3 separate regions of the Homo sapiens genome follow, and regions 2 and 3 are each linked to region 1. The links are chromatin contacts, found by Hi-C or POLR2A ChIA-PET in ENCODE. All regions are on one chromosome and are shown on one strand. The core of a region is the stretch at or near the end of the contact, and the rest is flanking DNA. Distances in the headings are between cores, read along the strand shown.

Region 1 (2,875 bases), core at 117-2,616:
CTATTAGGCGTGTTTTAACACATTAGGTCAGGCCACCACTTCTCCATCTGTCTGGATGAGGCAACAGCGAACAGCGCTCAGCAGACCTTATTAAGTACTCAGGTCTTAAAGACCCTCTGTTTGGTGGGCTCTGTAGTCACTAGAACCATAAACACACTACTGGCTAATTATTGTTTAATTATTGCTTAAAAACTGATGGGCACAATACAATCACCGCATTAATTACCCCATACAGCATCTGTTTTCTTTTTTGCAGCCATCCCCATTCCTCCCCAGCCCCTCTCCCCACTTTAATTGAAATTCAGCTTGCTGTAACACCTCCTTCCTCCTGGCCAACTGGATCTCTCCATTCACATGAGGGAGAACAAAACCGAGAAGGCCCCAGGGATTAGAGAGTTTTGACAGCTGTCCAAGAGGAGCGCGGAGATACGGGCCAAGTACGGAGGCAGGACAGAGACAAACGAGGGACAAGAGAGTGACGGAGGGAGGGAGAGATAGGCAGGGAGACATCACAGGAGCATTAAACTGGACAAAGAGTCACAGAGACAGGCGGAGATGTTTAAAGGGGCGCTGAAAAGGGGAAAAGGACGAGAAAAGATAAAAAGGAGAGAAACTGTGGCGAGCTGGTGAGGAAAATGTGAGAGGCTCAGGAGGGCAGGGAGACAGAAGAGAGCTCGTCAGGAAGGAGGGGAAGAAAGGCCGGCCTCTAGGGACAGGTCAGTCCAGCTTGGAGACCGATCTGAAGATCCAGAGAAGGCGGGCGGGCAGCCTGGTGGTCCCCTCACACACCTGGGAGTGGAGTGGACGGAGGAGGTGGCCGCGGGGCCGGGAGGAGCACCGGCGGCGCGAGCGGAGAAGCTGAGCGCGCAGCGCCCGGGCCGCAGAGCCCCCTGGACAAGCCTGGCGTGTGCCCTGCAGCCCCGGGCTCGCCCGGCGGCCCCGCCCCCTCCCTGGCCCGGGCTTTTCCTGCGGAGCTCAGGAAGCCGGCCTAGCACAGCCTCGAACAATAGCTCGGGACTCGGGCTCCGCTCCCCGGGAGGCCGGCGCGGGGCCGCTGGGACTGGGGGCGTAGGCGCCGCCGGGGGCCCGCAGCGAGCCCTCGGCCCCGGCCGGAGCTTCAATTCAGCTCGGCGCTCCCGGGGTCATTGTTGGCCGGGACTGAGGGAGCGGGAGCCGGGGGAGGAGCTGGGGAGGCGGCTGCTGCGGCGGCGGCGGCGGCGGGAGCCAGAGGGGGAGCTAGAGAGCGAGCGAGCGAAGGAGGGAGGTAGCGAGTGAGCGAGTGAGCGAGGGAGGGAGGAGGTAGGGAGACAGGGAGGGTGGGAGGGAGGAGGAAAAATAAAGAGGAGAGAGCGGAGCAGGGCTGAACAATAGAGACAGGCAGACGGGCGAGCAGGAGAGCCAGCTGCCGCTGCTGGGGGACAGCGGGCGCCCAGGCAGCCCGCACCCCGGCCCCGGGCCCCGGCCCCAGCCAGACAGCAGGCGGCCAGCGCCCTGGGGAAGGGGTACCATGGGGGAGCTGGCGGCAGGCACCCCCAGCCCGCCGCGCGCCTCCGCCTGAGGGAGGCTCAGCGTCCTCTGCCCCAGCCCCGCCGCCCAACGCCCGCCCTCGAAGCTCCGCGGCCGCCAGCTCTGCGGCCGCAGCAGCTGCGCCCCGCGCCCTCCGCCCACCGGGCGCCGAGCAGCCCTCGGCCCCAGGCTTCTTCGGCTCCCGGCTGCCCGCGGACGCCCTCCCACAGTCATGAACCCCCCTGAGGGAGCAGCGGAGGAAGGAGGAGCAGCAGACTCGGACGTGGACGCCTTTTTCCGGACAGGTAAGCCGGGCAGGGCGCGGGGGGCCAGGGCTGAAGGCTACTGCCTCGGACGCGGCGTCTCGGACAAGTTTGGGGAAGGAGGGCTGTTGCTGCCGCGTGCGTGTTGGGGGGCAGTGCCCCCTCGGCGTCGGGGCTGGAGTTGCCGAGATTCTGGTTGTTATGGCAGTGCTGGCTGCGTCTGGGGAGGGCGTGGGGGCTGGGAACTCCGCGCCCCTCCGCCTTCACCCCAGTTGCGGGAGTCTGTGTTGGGGAGGTGGGAGGCGGTCCCCTCGGACCGCCTTCTCCCAGAGCGCGGGGATGGGCGGTGTTGGCTCACTTTGCAGCGCGCCGCTCCGGCTACCGGCGTCCCGGCCCCTCCCTTGGCTCCCCCTCCCCTGTGCCTGTCAGCGGGGCTCCCGGCGGCCGCCCTGGGTCGGCACCCCTCCTCGCCGTCGGGGGCCCGGGGCCCTGATGTGCACAGAGGGGCGGCGGGGACCCGGAGCCGCGCCGGCTGCAGACTGACAGGAGTGGGGCGGAAGACATCGGTCTCGCCTGGTGCGTGTGGGGAGCTGGTCCCTCTGACTTGAGAGGCAGACCCAGCTGGGAGGGCGGTGGGCGCCTCGGACCTCCCCCTTGTCCTCCTCTTCAGTTCTGGGAACGGAGGAGCTATTCATAAGAATTACTCATTCCTGGAAGTGTGAGTTAGCGTCCCTCTCATACACACCCACTAAGTCTCTGCTTGCTGTGAGGTGTAGAGCCCTGAGATGTCTTTCTAGCTCTTTGCGCCCCTGCCATCGTCCAAGTCCCGGGTCCATTGCTCCTCCTGCTCCCTGGCTACACAGTCCCTCCCTAGAACCGGCACTGACCACCCTTATCTTCCACCACCTGTGGCCCTGTTTCTCTGATGGCCAGGGATTCCCCGTCTCCCTGTACCTGTGGCTTCCACCAGCTTCTGTGTGTAGCTCCCCATCTCCCCACATGTCTGAAACAGTTTTGTCTGGAATCTTTGTCCCAAGGAGTCCAGTAAGTTACCGGGGCCCCATGCATCTGCTCTCCCTTCTGGAAAGTTGGATTAGAGGACATGA
Region 2 (2,764 bases), core at 210-2,709, 43 kb after region 1:
ATTTGTTGCTGTTTTCCAGGCATACGTAAGTTTTGGAGCCCACAATCACAAGGTCCAGAGAATGGAGCCCAGAATTTATCTTATCTGGAGAGAGGAGACTAAGGAACTATTATGAAGTAGATCCATCCCTCACACTGAAACTCAGTCACCTCTTCTACATCAACTCTTAGAACCTGGAAAGACTGTCCTATCATTTCTCTTGATCAGCGTTTCTTTCTCCTGCCTGGAAAAGTGTAGCTCCATAGAGTACCTCACGTTAGCTCCCTCCTACAGATTATAAGAATGTTATATAAGACAAGTTCTAGTGTCATGATGGCTTATGAACCCCACTTTTAAACTTTCTTTAATTTGGAGACATGTCAGTATATTTTTTCATTTTGTTTCTGGCCTCCAAGTAGTTTACTGAAAAAGTGTTTTTCCTGTTGCATTGTTATTCAATTTTAAAAAGCTTTTTACTATAGTATCTTGGAAATTTTATGTAAATTAAATTTATGTAAATGGACAGATTTTTATTAGTTCGCATTCATATTTACTCTCTGAAAAACTATTACAAACAAGCTTTGCTTTTGTAAGAGCCATACTGTCTTTTTCTTTGATAGATCATGCTTGCTTGCATGCTCAGTAGTCCTATTCTTAAGCTATGTCCTGCCTACTTTCCTGGTATGAAAATTAGAATTCTCCCTGGATCCTTTCATATGAATGGAGGCTACATGGGCACTCTGCCAGTTCTAGAGCATGAGTGACTTTGTAATCAGAGGTTACACATTTTGGGCAGCCTCGCCACAATTTCACCCTTGAATTCCTTTAGGACTCCCAGGTGGGTGCCATATGGTTCTGGTGATTTATTTACACTTCATTTGTCAGTCGGGTTCTCATGCCCTCACTGCAGTTTCAACCCTGACCTCGCTCCTGTCCATCAAGGAGGGCAAGTTGGGAAGGATTTTCATTCTTGAGGACACCACTTGTACTAAGAGTATCATCAACTGGTTCCACTGATTTGGCCCCATTGGAACAAAATAACCTTTGGGGTTGACCTTGGCATTGGCATCTCTCAGGTTTATTTTTGGTCTGATTAGTTTCCTGGTTGTTGTTCCATTTTTATGAGCCATTTCTTTCTCCAGGTTCTCTGTGAAATCTCTATCTGGTCATGCAGGGATGTTTGCTTTCTTGAGGGTCTGCTATTTTAGGTGCTGGCTTCACCCCATCTATCCTGGAATTCTAATACTGTATTTAAAAATAATAGACTGTGACTTTATAAAGTTTTCCTTTTGACGTCCCCTTAATAATCTCGCTCTCTTTCTCTGAAATTTGGCATTCGGGTTTGGGGTGCAGCTTGAGGCAGGAGCAGCACAAGCTGTAGAGAGGGAGTATTGTGCATTCTTACCAAGAGGCCTTTTGGCAATGCAGATGCGGAGCTGAGCATGCTGTCTGAGTCAGGGCAAACTCTGTTTCTGAGGCTTGTGCTCTGAGTCAGGATCTGCACCAAGGACGGCCCAAGGTCGCCAGCCTTGTGAGTATACCCCTGTCTCTGCGTGTGGCCTATGTGCAGGCTTCCTTCCACACGCCATCTCGCTACTGGCCTGACGTGCTTCCTGCGATGAGGCCAGAATCTCTGCAGGACAGACTAAGAGAATGGGCTGAAGTGGCAGCAGGAGAAACTAATTTTGCTGGAAAGTTTCTAAGGAGCCCAATTGGGAAGCTCAAGGAGAAGGTGAAACCTCTTTGGAGATATTTAGAATATCTATCTGTGTGAGCAGGAGATGCAGACCCAAGGGAAGCAAGGGCAGCTAGGGTGGGGGGATAGGAAGGGAGTTCCTAAAGCTTCTAGGCTGAAGCTTCTGCTGATCAGGATCATTTCTCCACTCCAGCAGCAAGTGCCTGACCAGAGTTGTTAAGCTAATTGTTAAATTAGAGTGGCTGGGGAAGCAAATTGCTTCATGATGGGGCTTCTCTGACTGTGTCCAAGGCTGATGTCATCTGGCCTTGTGCCTTGTTGAGGGTGTGGTGTGGGGCGGTGGGCAGGCCTGACACACGTGTTAATGAACCTTCATCCGCTGTAGCAAGCCCTTGCTCCTCGGAGGAGCCCGCATCTTCCATTGAGGGAAAATCACTCCCAACTCCTCTGTGCTTCTGTTTAATGTCCCCAACTCCTGAGTCTTGCAATGATGATATTTTAGATCATTTTCTCTAGAGGTTGTGAACTCAGTTCCCTACAGGGGCCAGACCATTAGCATAAAAGATCATAATGACCCATGTATAGATGATGAGTGGCAGCAATCAGGGACAGTAGGGGTGGTGGGGACTGTGGCAAACTGGAGGGTGGTGTCCCAGCAGCCACTCAGCCCCAGCTGATTGATGCCATGTAGGAATGTGGGCTCCATGTTGCCAGACCTTCCTGCTTCAAGAACAGCGGCAAATATGCACTTTCTTTGTGAAGTGGCCCAGTTTTTAAATGTTGAAGCTAATTAAAAGACATTGTGTTGGTCAGAGTCCATTCACAAGATGAGTTTGTCCTGTGTGCCCCTAGTTTGCAGCTTCTGATTCTGGTTCAAACTCCTCGGTTTACAGATTAGGAAACAGATCCAGAGAAGTTAAGCTTCTGGTCCAAGGTTACAGGGAGTCAGTGAAGGAGTCAGAATCACTACCTGTGGCCTCTAACTCCTGTCTGCTGCTATTCCACTTCTTGGTGCTGGTTTGGGACCAGACATTGTCTGCGCTGGGTCAGGCTGGCCAGAGGAGAGTAGACCTGGGTGGACATGGTTGT
Region 3 (3,110 bases), core at 156-2,655, 53 kb before region 1:
GGTTTGAAACTAACGTATAAGATAAAGTCTGTCTATCTGACTATGCCAAAATAAATTAGTCTTCTGAAGCTAAAGTTCAATCTTAGAGGCAATATATAAAATTTAAAATGGAGAACTAAACAGGGCTCATTACTAGGCAAAGCAACCCCCATTTATGTTTCTTTTTATGAGCACCACTGGCTTATTTTCCTTCCAATTGTAAAAGCTACATCCTAATCCAGTCCAGGAGCACAGCACTGGCCCAGAGACTCCGAAAGGCCCCTCTTAGATGCCATTTTGTGTCTTCTCAAAGGTGTCCACACTCTCCCCACCATCTGCCCAGGACACCCACTCACAACCTCAGCCTGAGGACATCTTCCCTTCCCCAACTCACTGGCTTTCTCTCAACGGCCTCTCTCACTCTCACTTTCCCACTGAAACCCTCCTAAGCAGGGAATCATCAAACAGTAAAAATAGCCTGAAAATGGTCCGTGAGGTCTAGTTATCTTCCAACTCCTGTCTCAAGTCCTGGTTCCCCAGTTTCAAGCAGGCAAGTTTGTCCAAGGAGCAATTTCATAGCTGAGAGGCTTTCTGTGCAAAGCTACTTCAATCCAGGCCCGCAGCGATTGTTGTGTAAGCTCCATCTACTGAGCAGCCTCTGGAGGTCTCTCCTGAAAGAAGGCACCCGTGTTTGAGGCACACTGTTTTCAGCCATGCCTGAGGACCCCATCACTCTGCTTGGCCTTTCCCCAGAATGCAGTGTGTACTGTGCGGACATCTTTATGTTGGCAGAACAAAATCAGTTCAGAGAAACACTAAAGAAAATAACAATAATTTCCTCCAAGACAAGATATAAAGGGTCTTTGGTTGGGTCCAAGTATGAGTTTTAACAGCAGGGGAGGAAGTGTCTCCTTAAAGGAGTGAACTAGCAGGACTGGTCCCACCCCATCCACCCAGGGCTGTCGCTTCCCTCCCCCGGCTGCACTGCTGCCATCTAGTGGTGAGACAGGAGAACGAAGAAAGGCAGATTAAGCTTCGGAGATTCCCAGCCCTTCTTTCCACCGGGAGTGGGAAAAGGCGTGCAGGGAGGAGGTGGGTGTGCATACGCTGGTGTGACGCGGTCATCTAACTTGCTGCTTGCCCCAGGACACGGCCTATTGACCTGGCGTCCTACTGCTCAATCTGGCTCCCTTAGGGGAGGCATCCCATCCTTGCCCAGCTAGATGTAGCATTTATGTGTGGATTTTAAAGCATCAAAGCAATGCAAGAGCTAAAACAAAGACGATGCCAGTTAGTCCGGACTTCCTAGCTGCAGCCATGACAACCTCCGCGGTTTTACAGGACCCTCTGTCTCCGGCCGTCCTCCAAGGGGTGAAGGCGAGAAAGGAGCACGTACTCGGCTGCCCACTGGATGAGGTCCTGCGGCTGCACCCTAATGGCGGCTTTGGCAAACTCCTTCAGCATCTTCGGCAGCTCCGGCGGGATGCATGTTGGCTTATCTGTCTGAGCCATTGATTGGTTGGCCTATTCTCAGGAGAAAAAAATACGTTAAGATGAAAACTTCGATTCATACGATGAGAGCAATCCTGGACAGGAGGTCACCCAGCCTCTGTTTGACACTCAATTTTGGGGACTCTGCAAGACAAATGCATTCTATTATTACACAACGCCAAGGTTAGAAAACCATCTGCTAACCCCTACTTTTTGTTGGAAATAGTTATGTCCTTTACATAAAAATTACACAGCCCTTGTTCATTTAAAAAGTGGAGGTCAGCAAAAAATTCCCTAATGATATCGCCCCAAAATAATGATATCACCCCCCAAAATCCAGAATTTTTCAGTATATATATGTTTGTAAAATAAAAAAATAAGATTATACAAAACAGCTTATTTACTCAAAAGTATATCATGAACATCTTTCCATGTCGTCCAGCACTTATTAGTTGGGTAAGAATTGTAGCAAAATTTACTCTGAACCCTCTGTGAATTGACATTAGGCCATTTCCACATAAAAATAGTCATTAAACAGCCATTTGGTGAGCGTCTCTCTTTACAGCTGCATGTTCTTTTCCACTCTAATTGTCAGGTGGAAAATTCGTACATTTTCTCTCAAAAAGTTCCAGGACAAATTGAAACAAAATATGAAAATCCATAAAGTGTATACAATTCCCTCCACAAATAAACAACAGATCAAAAGATTTTTTTCTGCTTTTAGTAGAGAAAGGGACAGACTAGATATGCTAAAAAGCTGTCCCTCTTCAAAACACCTAGAGGCCAGACAAATCTCAGTACAAGCCTTTCACATTGCCTTGCTGGGCTTGCAGTGAAGTGAGAGAAATCTTCCAGTGGCCAATGAGGTGAGTAAAGGGGAACCCGCAGTGCTGGGCAAATGAAGAAACTAGGGCTCACCTGGGCACATGTAGATGGCAGGAACTTGCAGCTTTGAGATAAATTGCTAGGCAGGGTGGATAGAGACCAAGGATTAGGCTCACAAAAGGCAAATGTCTGGACTAAAGGACTCCCCTTCTGACCTAAACTTGAGACCCGCCCAGGGACTACACCCTCAGCGTGAAAAGGTGTGGCTGAAAATATCCGCCTACAGGCAGGGGTAAGCAACAAAGAAACCTGTCTCCATTGCTGCTTCTAGTCAGGAGAGAAACAGTCCCCCAGGAGTTGGTAGCCACAGACTAGTTCTAAGTTTTCAATTTATGCCAACACCAGCATGGCTGGGAAATCCCAAGACAAGAAACTAAAGTGGTCTTAGGTTGGTGGGACTTCATGACCTTTTACTTTATTTATGTTCTTTTATTTGGAGGAAAAAGAGGATAAAATAATGATTAATTTTAGACTTTGCAAAGTGTTAGAAAAGTTATAACAGTAATGTAACCACTAAATCTGTAGAGAGGAAAAAAGGAATTTTTTAAAAACACAAACAAGCAAACAAACAAAACCCTTCATCAGTCAAAAAGAAGGCAAGAAAGGAGGGGTAAAAACAGGAAAAGTAGACAAATAACATGGTAGAAAATAATGCATACATATCAGTAATCACAATAAAAATAAATGGGCTTAAATGTGCCAGTTAAAATACAGGTATAGGTACACCTGAAAAAATGAAGACACAGAAAGACTCA

What was found. Hi-C counts contacts between places; a loop is a spot of excess contacts on that map. ChIA-PET counts read pairs that join two places held with the same protein, here RNA polymerase II (POLR2A). Pooled maps may share reads with other maps.
Region 2: a map of ascending aorta shows a loop between it and region 1 (3-fold over the local background). The contact joins the enhancer-like site here to the promoter of KALRN in region 1. A Hi-C loop is called at or near these places in 58 of 168 maps with a recorded cell type or tissue (A673, Caco-2, DLD1 and 30 more), 1 of 37 single-sample maps with no recorded cell type and 36 of 50 pooled maps. POLR2A ChIA-PET finds 5 or more read pairs at or near these places in 5 of 52 experiments (BJ, HEK293T, SK-N-SH and 1 more).
Region 3: a pooled map shows a loop between it and region 1 (9-fold over the local background). The contact joins the enhancer-like site here to the promoter of KALRN in region 1. A Hi-C loop is called at or near these places in 2 of 50 pooled maps. POLR2A ChIA-PET finds 5 or more read pairs at or near these places in 2 of 52 experiments (HEK293T and OCI-LY7).

Annotation. Positions count from the first base shown.
Region 1 is chr3:124,032,003-124,034,877 of GRCh38, forward strand. It overlaps KALRN (kalirin RhoGEF kinase), which reads left to right and starts at 1,367. Exons shown (of 60, transcript NM_001388419.1): 1 at 1,367-1,811. The coding sequence starts at 1,739. RefSeq lists a silencer at 883-1,342.
Region 2 is chr3:124,074,457-124,077,220 of GRCh38, forward strand. All of the region lies in intron 1 of KALRN (kalirin RhoGEF kinase), which reads left to right. Among named protein-coding and RNA genes, the nearest start is that of KALRN, 42 kb to the left of the region's middle. Within about 2 kb of position 1,460, at least 3 of the 41 ENCODE cell types and tissues checked have a DNase peak (open chromatin) inside an H3K27ac peak, as active enhancers do; they include adrenal gland and ascending aorta, where a contact is called at or near this core.
Region 3 is chr3:123,978,991-123,982,100 of GRCh38, forward strand. ROPN1 (rhophilin associated tail protein 1) reads right to left here. Exons shown (of 6, transcript NM_001317774.2): 2 at 1,376-1,503. The coding sequence starts at 1,491. Among named protein-coding and RNA genes, the nearest start is that of ROPN1, 12 kb to the right of the region's middle. RefSeq lists an enhancer at 1,250-1,749. Within about 2 kb of position 1,406, at least 3 of the 41 ENCODE cell types and tissues checked have a DNase peak (open chromatin) inside an H3K27ac peak, as active enhancers do.